Regions from separate parts of the Homo sapiens genome. Here region 2 is linked to region 1. A link is a loop called in an ENCODE intact Hi-C map of the cell type or tissue named here. Cell type or tissue: IMR-90. All regions are shown on one strand.

What was found. Hi-C counts contacts between places; a loop is a spot of excess contacts. Peaks named below come from ENCODE experiments on the same cell type or tissue, not always from the same donor. Only the 100,000 strongest peaks of a DNase experiment are listed, where the experiment ranks them.
Region 2: a loop joins it to region 1, with 10 times the contacts of the local background. A loop is called at or near these places in 1 of 110 quality-filtered maps.

What each region holds. Positions count from the first base shown.
Region 1 is chr1:18,910,778-18,915,777 of GRCh38, forward strand. It overlaps IFFO2 (intermediate filament family orphan 2), which reads right to left. Exons shown (of 9, transcript NM_001136265.2): 6 at 1,186-1,306; 7 at 607-699. Among named protein-coding and RNA genes, the nearest start is that of ALDH4A1, 11 kb to the left of the region's middle. In IMR-90, a CTCF peak has its summit at 2,474 (motif pointing left); a DNase peak (open chromatin) is centred at 2,514; H3K27ac peaks cover 346 bases.
Region 2 is chr1:19,047,225-19,052,224 of GRCh38, forward strand. It overlaps LOC105376815 (a long non-coding RNA gene), which reads right to left and starts at 4,204. Exons shown (of 3, transcript XR_947015.2): 1 at 3,654-4,204. In IMR-90, no CTCF peak of the experiment used is centred here; no DNase peak of the experiment used is centred here; H3K27me3 peaks cover 411 bases.

The DNA.
Region 1 (5,000 bases):
ACCTGATTACAAAAATCCTGAAGGCTTTTTCATGTTTCTGACTCTTGTCCTCTATCAAGTGATACTTCCTCTAGGGAAGGAGCTGGGCTTCCCTTTCTCCTGCATAATAGCAATGACTATCGTTTATAGAAGTGATCACATGCACAGCCTCTGGAGCCAGAGAGAATTATACTTCAATGCTGCTTCCTGGCCGCAAGGCCTTGGGCAAGTCACTTGGTCCTTTCCAGCCTCATCTCCTCCTCTGTAAAAGGGGTGCACGGTGCCTACTGCATAGGGCACAGGTAAGGATACCGGGCATACTCAGCACCTTGTGTCACTCACTATCACTCGAATGTCAGCTCTGTGGTTATTATGGGATCATCTCAGCTACATATATTCTTTCTAATTCTCTGAGGCAGGCAAGGATCACCACCCCCATTTGACAGATTAGGAAACTGAGGCCCTAAGAAAGACATTACTCGCCCCGAGGCCTCCTGACTCCCGATCCTGCGCCTGCCCCACTCTACCAGCCCCTGCCCATGACACATGGGTGTTTGATCGCCAGGATCTCAACCATGTGGACCTCAGGAGAGCCTCACGAGTGGGCTCCACGTCCCGAGCCCTCACCTCGATCTGACCTATCGTTTCCTGGTACTCCTTGTCTCTCGTCTTGAAGAAGGATTCGGTCTCATGGATCAAGTTGCCCAAGTTTTCCTCTTGCTGGGGAAATAGAACAAACGGGACAGTTTATTTTATTTATTTATTTATTTATTTATTTATTTATTTATTTATTTATTCTTGAGACGGAGTCTCGCTCTGTCACCCAGGCTGGAGTGCAGAGGTATGATCTCGGCTCACTACAACCTCTGCCTCCTGAATTCAAGCGATTCTCCTGCCTCAGCCTCCCGAATAGCTGGGATTACAGGTGCCCACCACCAGGCCTGGCTAATTTTTATATTTTTAGTAGAGATGAGATTTCGCCATATTGGCCAGGCTGGTCTCGAACTCCCAACCTCAGGTGATCCGCCCACCTCGGCCTCCCAAAGTGCTGGGATTACAGGCATGAGCCACTGCGCCTGGCCCAAAGGGGACAGTTTAGCTGTGTGGTGGGGGCTGTAGAAAAATAACAGGGATGAGGGACCATTGAAAGGCGGTGTCCCCCAGACCCCTAGTCCTGGCCTTTGGGAAGCCAGGCGCTGGGCTTACCTCGCCCTGCAGGTCGATGGTCGGATTGCAGTTGGTGAAATCCTCCCAGAGCAGCAGCGTGTCTTCATTCTCTTCCCACGTCAGGCTGTCACAGTCGTCGTCAAAGTCAAAGGTCTCCCGCCTGTGGGGGTGACACCAGAGGGCATGACTGAACAGAAGGCAGGCTCCAGGGACCCATACAGGGGACAGAAAGGGGCAGCTGCCCAGCAGGTACACAGCTTCAAGGCTGTCCTCAGGAAAGACAGGGGTAGTAAGCCAAAGGGGACATTCGCCTTATCCAAAAGGAGTTTAACTCTTTTAAAATGCAGAATGTATTTATGTATTGCTTGTACAATTAAAAATGTGTATTTTTTTTTTAATGTCAGGCTTTAATTAATTGGGACTAAAGATATTTTCCTCCAAGTCCAATCTTGCAATTTTCCTCATTCATTTAACAGCTATTTCTTGAGCCTCTAGTTTGAGTGAGATGTTCAATATAATATCATCTTCTCTGCAATTTGGAAAGGTTGGTATTATACCTATTTTACAGATGAAGAAATGGTGGCTCAGAAAGGATAACTCAACTGTCTAAAGCCACACAGCTAGCATGTAGCAGAAATAGGCTAGAATGCCGAATGTTTCTGTTTCCTACAGCTTTTTCCTCCCCATCAAGACACTCCCCAAGCACCCATTAGGTGCTGGGCACTGGACCAGCCACTAAGCATGCAGCAAAATGCAACGCCCTCAAAACAATTCCACCCTCAAAACAATCCTATGAGGTAAGCATAACTATCGTTCCCATTTTGCAGGTGAGGAAACAGAGGCTCAGAGGGATTCAGTGGCCTTCTAGACCAATACATGCTGGAAATGAGATTTGAATTCAAAGCCTGGGAGATGTCAAGACCTCCCTATTGGCTAGAACTAGAAGTAGGTTGACCAACCAGGCAGGTTTGCCTGGGACTAAGGGGTTCCCAAGATGCCTTGGTTACCCCAACTGGAGGAGACCTAAAGATCAGCTCATCCAACATACCCCTATTTCCAAGGGGAAGGCTGAGTCTGTAGGAGTGAAATCACTTGACTCAGTGCATCGGTAGCACAGGACAATGTGGACCCTGTCTCCAGGCTGCCATCCCAGGGCTCTCCCCATTGCCTGCCCTCCCTCAACTCCTTCCTGGATCCTCCAGAGCAACAATGAGTGTTCCCAATGGACTGGGTTGGGGACTGGGCCGGTCCCAAGAAGGCCGTCTGGTAAAAAGCTGCCTCGAGCGCCCCCTGGAGTCAGGCCGGGCCGGCTCCCCTCCAAAAGCCATTCCCACAGGAGCCCATAGGTGGCTCCCCGAGTCCAGGGTCCTGAGCTGGTAGGGGGTGGGTGCTGGAGAGGGCCGTGTGGCCCGGAGCCGCCAGGGTCCAGTGGTCACTGCATCACACACTCAATTCCTGACTTCACTTCCTTCCCAGCGTCTGGGATCTGAAGGAAACCCCAGCCGAGGGACAGGAAGCTGGAAAGGACAGAAAGACGGGCAAGAGAAGGGACTCGGAAGAGGCCTCCACTTCACAAATCTGCGGAGTGGGGCTGAGGAGGAGCCTTGGCCCCAGCGGGGGAGACCCACACGTTCCCCCTCTTCTCCTTGGTCTGAAGCCCAAACAACCGACTTGGATCAAAACAAAACACAACTGTAACACGGCTGCATTATTCAAACACTTCATCAGATCTGGCCAGGGGCAGCCTGGCTAGGGTCCTGCCCACAGCTGGTGGAGATGTCCATGGGAAAGGCCCAGGGCCCCGCCTGGGGTGGGGTCAGGGCGGCCCACACAGAACTGCAGAATGGGGGTGGGGGGTGATCAAAGTGATCAGAGGTTTCGTTGTTTGTTGTTGTTGTTGTTTTTTTGTTTGTTTGTTTGTTTGTTTGAGACGGAGTCTCGCTGTCGCCCAGGCTGGAGTGCAGTGGTGCGATCTCGGCTCACTGCAGGCTCCGCCCCCTGGGGTTCACGCCATTCTCCTGCCTCAGCCTCCTGCGTAGCTGGGACTACAGGCGCCCGCCACCACGCCCGGCTAATTTTTTGTATTTTTAGTAGAGACAGCGTTTCACCGTGTTAGCCAGGATGGTCTCGATCTCCTGACCTCGTGATCCGCCTGCCTCGGCCTCCCAAAGTGCTGGGATTACAGGCGTGAGCCACCGCGCCCGGCCTGTTTGTTTTAACTTAGGTAACTTTACAACCAGCTAAATCGAATTCCATACTGAACCCAATTTAGCTCTATCAACACAGAGGCGCCCACTCCTGCAGCCAGTCTCGCCTGACTTGGATCTGAATGCTCTTTCTACACACTGGAGCCTTTGCCCATGGGGCCCCCTGGCTTCCACTCTGATCTGTCTCCTTTTTAGCTCACTCCATTGCTGGTCAGCTTAACAATGCCCTGGGGACTTTATAAAAGCAGGGACAACAATTTCTTCAGATAAGTCCTTTAATTTAACCACATGGACCCAGCCTGGGATCTCCGGGACATACAATCCTGTCTTAGGGCTCAGAAGTGCCCAGGGCAACGTTCAGAAAACCTAGACCCAACCACTGCTTCTTTCCAAAAGCCCCTATTGGCCAGGTGCAGTGGCTCATGCCTGTAATTCCAGGACTTCGGGAGGCCAAGGTGGGCGGATCACTTTAGGACAGGAGTTTGAGACTAGCCTGGGCAACACGGTAAAACCCAGTCTCTACTAAAAAAATACAAAAAAAAATTAGCTGGGTGTGGTGGTGTGTGCCTGTAGTCTCAGCTACTTCGGAGACTGAGGCAGGAGAATTGCTTGAACCCAGGAGGTGGAAGCTGCAGTGAGCTGAGATCGCACCACCACACTCCAGCCTGGGCAACAGAACAAGGCTCCATCTCAAAAAAAAAAAAAAAAAAGCCCCTCTTGGCAGGCAGCAAAAGATGAGAATATGAGATGGGGGGTATCAAAAGAGGAATCAAGAATCTAGGGGTCTCCTTATCACCCTTAAATAGCAAACCCCCAAAATACAGCTCCGATCCCAGTTCTGTTTCAAGGGAATGGCAGGTCCAGGAAGTATCAGGCAAAAGAGTTCCTGTCCCCACCCAGTTCCAACCCTGCCTCTGCCTCCTGTCTACCTTAAAAGTCAGCCTAGAATAGGGACAGAAGAGAGAATTCTCTTCCAGGCATGGCGTGGGGGACAAAGCACTGGACCAAGAGTTGGGGGCCTGGCTCTGTGTGCCCCTCTGAGTCCATTCTCTCATTTGTACAATGAAGTGGCTGGGCAGAGTGAGCTCTGGACTATGGAATTCTGAGCCAGCCTCAGAGCTCTGCAGGGAGGTTAGGAGAGCCCGTGCCCTGGGCTTTTGAAACAAATGATGTCAAAGGCATCTGCTAGAAGGAGCATGCCCTCTCTGGGGGGCTTCCGGGAGGTGGCAGAGCCTCCCAGAGCTCTGATTGGTAGCTCTGATTTCCTGCAATGGCAAATTTTAAGGTACTAATATGACATCACTGAGCCTGGAGTGGGTATAGCAGCTTCTAAGAGCTGGCGCCAGCAGGCTCGCCCACCACTGATCATACCCAGCCCAGACCCTGCCACCACCCCAAGCAGTGTTTCCTACTGACAGCGTACTAGCGTGGGAGGCAGCCTGGCTCTGAATCCCAGCTCAGCCACATACTAGCTGAGTGGTGTTACCCAAGTCCCTTCTCCTCTCAGAGTCTCAGTTTCCCTGTCTACAAAAGGGGAGTGATACCCCATCTCCTAGGATGGGCGTCTGGAGTGAGCAAAGTGACATTTGTGAAGCCCCCTCCAAGCGAACATCAGGAGCCATTTCTGCAAGCCGTGCGGTCAACACA
Region 2 (5,000 bases), 140 kb after region 1:
TGGGTCCTGCTGGCAGCCTCCTCCCACAAGAAGTCTTCCTGGATTGCACCTGAAAGCATTAGGTGTCTCTCCTGTGCTCCCACGGTGCCCCCACTCTACCCCAAGCAGGTGTTTGGGAATGCCTGGGGGAAGGGAAAAGCTCTTTTCCTCGTTCCCAAGCCAGAGCTTGTTACTGCAATGAAAGAAGCAACAAATTACCAGCCAGGCTTGGGGGCTAATGATGGAAACCAAGGCATTGTTCTGGGTGCTGCTAATTGCATGCCTCCGCAGTGAGGCCCACTCAGCCTGCAGCATGTCACCGCTAACTTCTGCCCATAGCGCCAGGCCCAGCCTGGAAGGGGGCCAGACACAGAGTTTACTGGGGCAGGAGGGGTGTCCCTGGAGCAGTGGGTCCCAAAAGCGTGACTGCAGCTGCCTCTCCTGGAGGCCTATTACAAATACAGATTCCCAGGCCCTGCCCCAGAACCACTAAGTCTATATCTGAGGGGCTGAGTCTCCAGGGATAGGCATTCTTGACAAGCCCCCAAGGGGATTGTGAAGCCCAGCCTAGGCCTAGGGTTTCTGATCCCATCCCCACCCCAAAGCCAGACAGAGACCTTCCACACCTAGCCCAGCTCACCCCGACAATGTGGCAAGATTCAGAAAATGAACCTGTTTAGGGGAGAAGGGTGGAGATGACAGAAGCCTCACCCAGGAACAGAGGTCAGGTCTTCTCATGAGCTGAGAGACCCAGGTCAAGTTAGTGCACCTTTCTAAACATAGGTGGGTTTCCCAGGAAGCTGAGAGACCTCAAACTTCACAGTCTCTGCAAGGCCCTGGGAGGAGCCCTAGCAATGGGCTCACTTGCTTGGAGATTTGTGTACAATTTGTGAAAGTAAGATATCTTAGCCTAGGCACATGGCAGCTCACGCCTGTAGTCCCAGCACTTTGGGAGGCTGAGTCAAGGAGTTTGAGACCAACATGGCGAAATCCCACCTCTACTAAAAATACAAAAATTAGCTGAGTGTGGTGACACATGCCTGTAATCCCAGCTACTCAGGAGGCTGAGGCAGGAGGATTGCTTGAGGCCAGGAGGTAGAGGTTGCAGTAAGCCGAGATTGTGCCACTGCACTGCAGCCTGTGTGACAGAGCGAGACCTTATCTCAAAAACAAAAGGAAAGAAAAAGGAAGGAAGGAAGGAAGGAAGGAAGGAAGGAAGGAAGGAAGGAAGGAAGGAAGCTAGGAAGGAAGGAAGGAAAGAAGGAAGGGGAAAAGAAAGAAAATGAAAGTAAGATTATCTTTTTATTCTTTTTCTTAAAGAGCACCCCACCACCACCAAATTGTATAAGCCTCAAACTCCCTTAAAAAATGAGGAGAGGCCGGGCGCAGTGGCTCACAGCTATAATTCCAGCACTTTGAGCGGCCGAGGCAGGAGGATCATGAGGTCGGGAGTTCAAGACCAGCCTGGCCAACATGGTGAAACCCCATCTCTACTAATAACACAAAAATTAGCTGGGCTTGGTGGCATGTGCCTGTAATCCCAGCTACTTGGGAGGCTGAGGCAGGAGAATCGTTTGAACCTGGGAGGCAGAGGTTGCAGTGAGCTGAGATCGTGCCACGGCACTCCAGCCTGGGTAGCAAGAGCGAAACTCTGTCTCGAAGAAAAAAAGAAAAAAAAAAATGAGAATAGGCCAGGTGCAGTGGCTCACATCTGTAATCCCAGTGCTTCAGGAGACCGAGACCGGAGGATTGCTTGAACCGGAAGGCGGAGGTTGCAGTGAATCATGATTGTACCACTGTACTCCAGCCTGGGCAACAGAGCAAAACCCTGTCTCTAAAAAAAAACTTTTTTTTTAAGAAGAATTTTAAGGACCTCGAGTGGTTATTGTGAGAATAACCGAGCGAAATGTAAACAAAGCTGGCAGCACAGTGCCTAAAACCCCACCACGGAGAAAGCGCCCTGGGCAAGGGGCTTGATCCCCCTGCACCGCTGTTTTCTCATCCGTAAAATGCAGGTGCAACCATAGCTACCTCCTCACGTGGTTTGAGCATGAAATGAGCTAATACAGGTGACGCACCCAGCTCAGGGCTTGGCACAGGGCAAATGCCCTCCAAGTACTGACTACTGCAACTGTCACTGGCAGGGGAACATGGCTCCCATCAATGAATAATTGTGGACAAGTGCAAGAGCCAGCGCATGAGTGACAGAACGCACGGCTTCTTGAGGCAGCCCAGCCTTCGAAGATTGCGTGGCAATGGGACACATGCTTTTGAAACTGTGTTTCCTGGAAATACTGGAAAGAGATAAGACCCTCTTTCACCAAGCCGATTTAAGAACAGCCCTGCCAAGAAGCAGGGGAATGGATCCAATGAACCAGATTTGTTGCAAATCTGGGACAGAAGTAACAAGAATGGACTTGACCTTGGGCAGTGATTTCTGAGAAGGAGCCTGTTCTGAGGAAGGGGGTGGATGCCCAGATTAGAGGATGCTGGAAGGTTCGAGCAGGATGAGAGCTGGGATGGGAACAGCGCGACATCCAGTCCAAACTTCACTTCCTGTGCTGCAAGCAATTATGAATTAAAACAAAGCTGGAGGTGAGACCCTGGAAGGTGATGGGTGACCAGAGTCACCAATGCACATGACACTTCTATGGAGGACCTCCTGGAGGAGGTTACTTCAGAGCAGGGAGAGAAGTTACAGGTCAGCAGAAAGAAACAGCAAGTCCAGCAGACGCAGGAAGCTCTGCAGTCATGCACTTAATTATGGACATTAGATGAGCACATACTACGTCGGAACTAGCCTAAGCGCTGCCCTCAGACACTCTCATTTTTGGAATTCTTTGGTTGTTATTTGTTTTTGTGCTAATAATTTCTCCTTTTTTGAGGCAGTATCTCACTCTGTTGCCCAGGCTAGAGTGCAGTGGTGTGATCTTGGCTCACTGCAGCCTCCACCTCCCGAGCTCAAGCAATCCTCCCACCTCAGCCTCCCAAATAACTAGGACTATGGGCACACACCACCACACCCAGCTAGTTTTTGTCTTTTTATTTTTTGTAGAGACAAGTCTCACTATGCTTCCCAGGCTGGTTTTGAACTCCTGGACTCAGGTGATCCTCCCACCTCAGCCTCCTAAAATGCTGGGATTACAGGTGTGTGCCACTGTGCCCAGGGCCTATACTAATAGTTTTTTAAGCTTAGAAACAGTGGCAAACTTATAGAAAATTTGCATGTATAATACTAAGAATTGTTTTTGGTTTGTTTGTTTGTTTTTGAGATGGAGTCTCACACTGTTGCCCAGGCTGGAGTGCAATGGTGCAATCTCAGCTCACTGCAACCTCCGCCTCCCGGATTCAAGCAAATCTCCTGCCTCAGCCTCCCGAGTAGCTGGGATTACAGGCGCCTGCCACCACACCCAGCTAATTTTTTGTATTTTTAGTAGAGACGGGGTTTCACTATGTTGGCCAGGCTGGTCTCGATCTCCTGACCTTGTGATCTGCCTGCCTCGGCCTCCCAAAGTGCTGGGATCACAGACATAAGCCACCGCGACCGGCCAGAATTGTTTCTCTGCAACCATTGAACTGTAAATTGCCGACCTATTTTCTACCAACAAAAGCCTTTCCCTACACAACCGCAGTAAAACCATCAAATCAGGGAGCTAGCACTGATCCATTCCTACCTTCCACTCCACAGACCTGGCGCCAGTTTTGCCAACTATCTCAACAATGCCTCGGTAGCAAAAGGACCCGGTTCAGTCTCCTGCGTTGCATGAAATTGTCAGGTCTCCTTCGGTCTGGAACAGTTACTCAGTACTTCCTTCACGGCCTTGACATTTTGAAGATTACAGATCACTTACTTCATCAAATTGGGGTTTGGCTGGTGTTTCCTCGTGGTTAGATTCAGGTCATGCGTTTGTGGCAGGACTATCCTAAGTGGCAGTTATGGGGCGCTTTGGATCAGTTTCAATAAAGGTGATGTTAAATTTGATCACTTAAGGTGGTGTCTGCCAAGTTTCTCCACTGCAAAGTTATTCCTTCTCTCTTTGTAATTAATAAGTATTTTGTGAGAAGATACTCTGAGACTATGTCAATATCCCTTTTCTCATCAACTTCCAGTTTATTCACTTATTTATTTGTCGCAATACGGACCTGTGTTTTCTTAGGGAATTCAACAGGTTATCATCCATGACTATCACTGGTTTTTTTGTTTTGCTTTTTGTTTTTTTGAGACGGAGTCTCGTTCTGTCCCCAGGCTGGAGTGCAGTGGCGTGATCTTGGCTCACTGCAACTTCCACCTCCCGGGTTCAAGTGGTTCTCCTGCCTCAACCTCCCGAGTAGCTAGGACTACAGGCACACACCACCACACCCAGCTAATTTTTTTTTTTTTCGCATTTTTAGTAGAGATGGGGTTTCATCATGTTGGCCAGGATGGTCTCGATCTCTTGACCTTGTGATCTGCCCGCCTCAGCCTCCCAAACTGTTGGGATTACAGGCGTGAGCCACTGTGCCCGGCCCATTGTTTATTTTAATGCTCAGATCGACCCAGATTTGGCCAGTGGTTGCCCTTTCAAGTAGCTCCAGGGGCATTTTGACTTATCTCCATCATTCTTTGACCATGTCCTGAATTTCTGGCACAAAAAGATATTCCAGGCTCATTCTGCCCCTTCCCTGCCCCAGCCCTAGAATCAGCCATGGCTCCAAGGAAGCCTGATTCTTTAGTGGGGAACGGTATACAGAGGCCAACATCTGGGTGCCAGGTGTGCTCACTGCTACTGGGGAGTTGCTGCTTCCAGTCCCTCTCAGTAGACAAGGCCATGGGGACCCCTAACCCCCACATCATTCAAGGGTCAACTGTACATATAGACTGTACATATGTCCACACACACTCACATATGTGTATATGTATAGTAAATATCTAATATACACATTTGCATGTGTATATGTTTGTATTTATTGCTCTCTTATATTGAAAACCCTGGCCAGGTGCGGTGGCTCATGCCTGTAATCCCAGCACTTTGGGTGGCCAA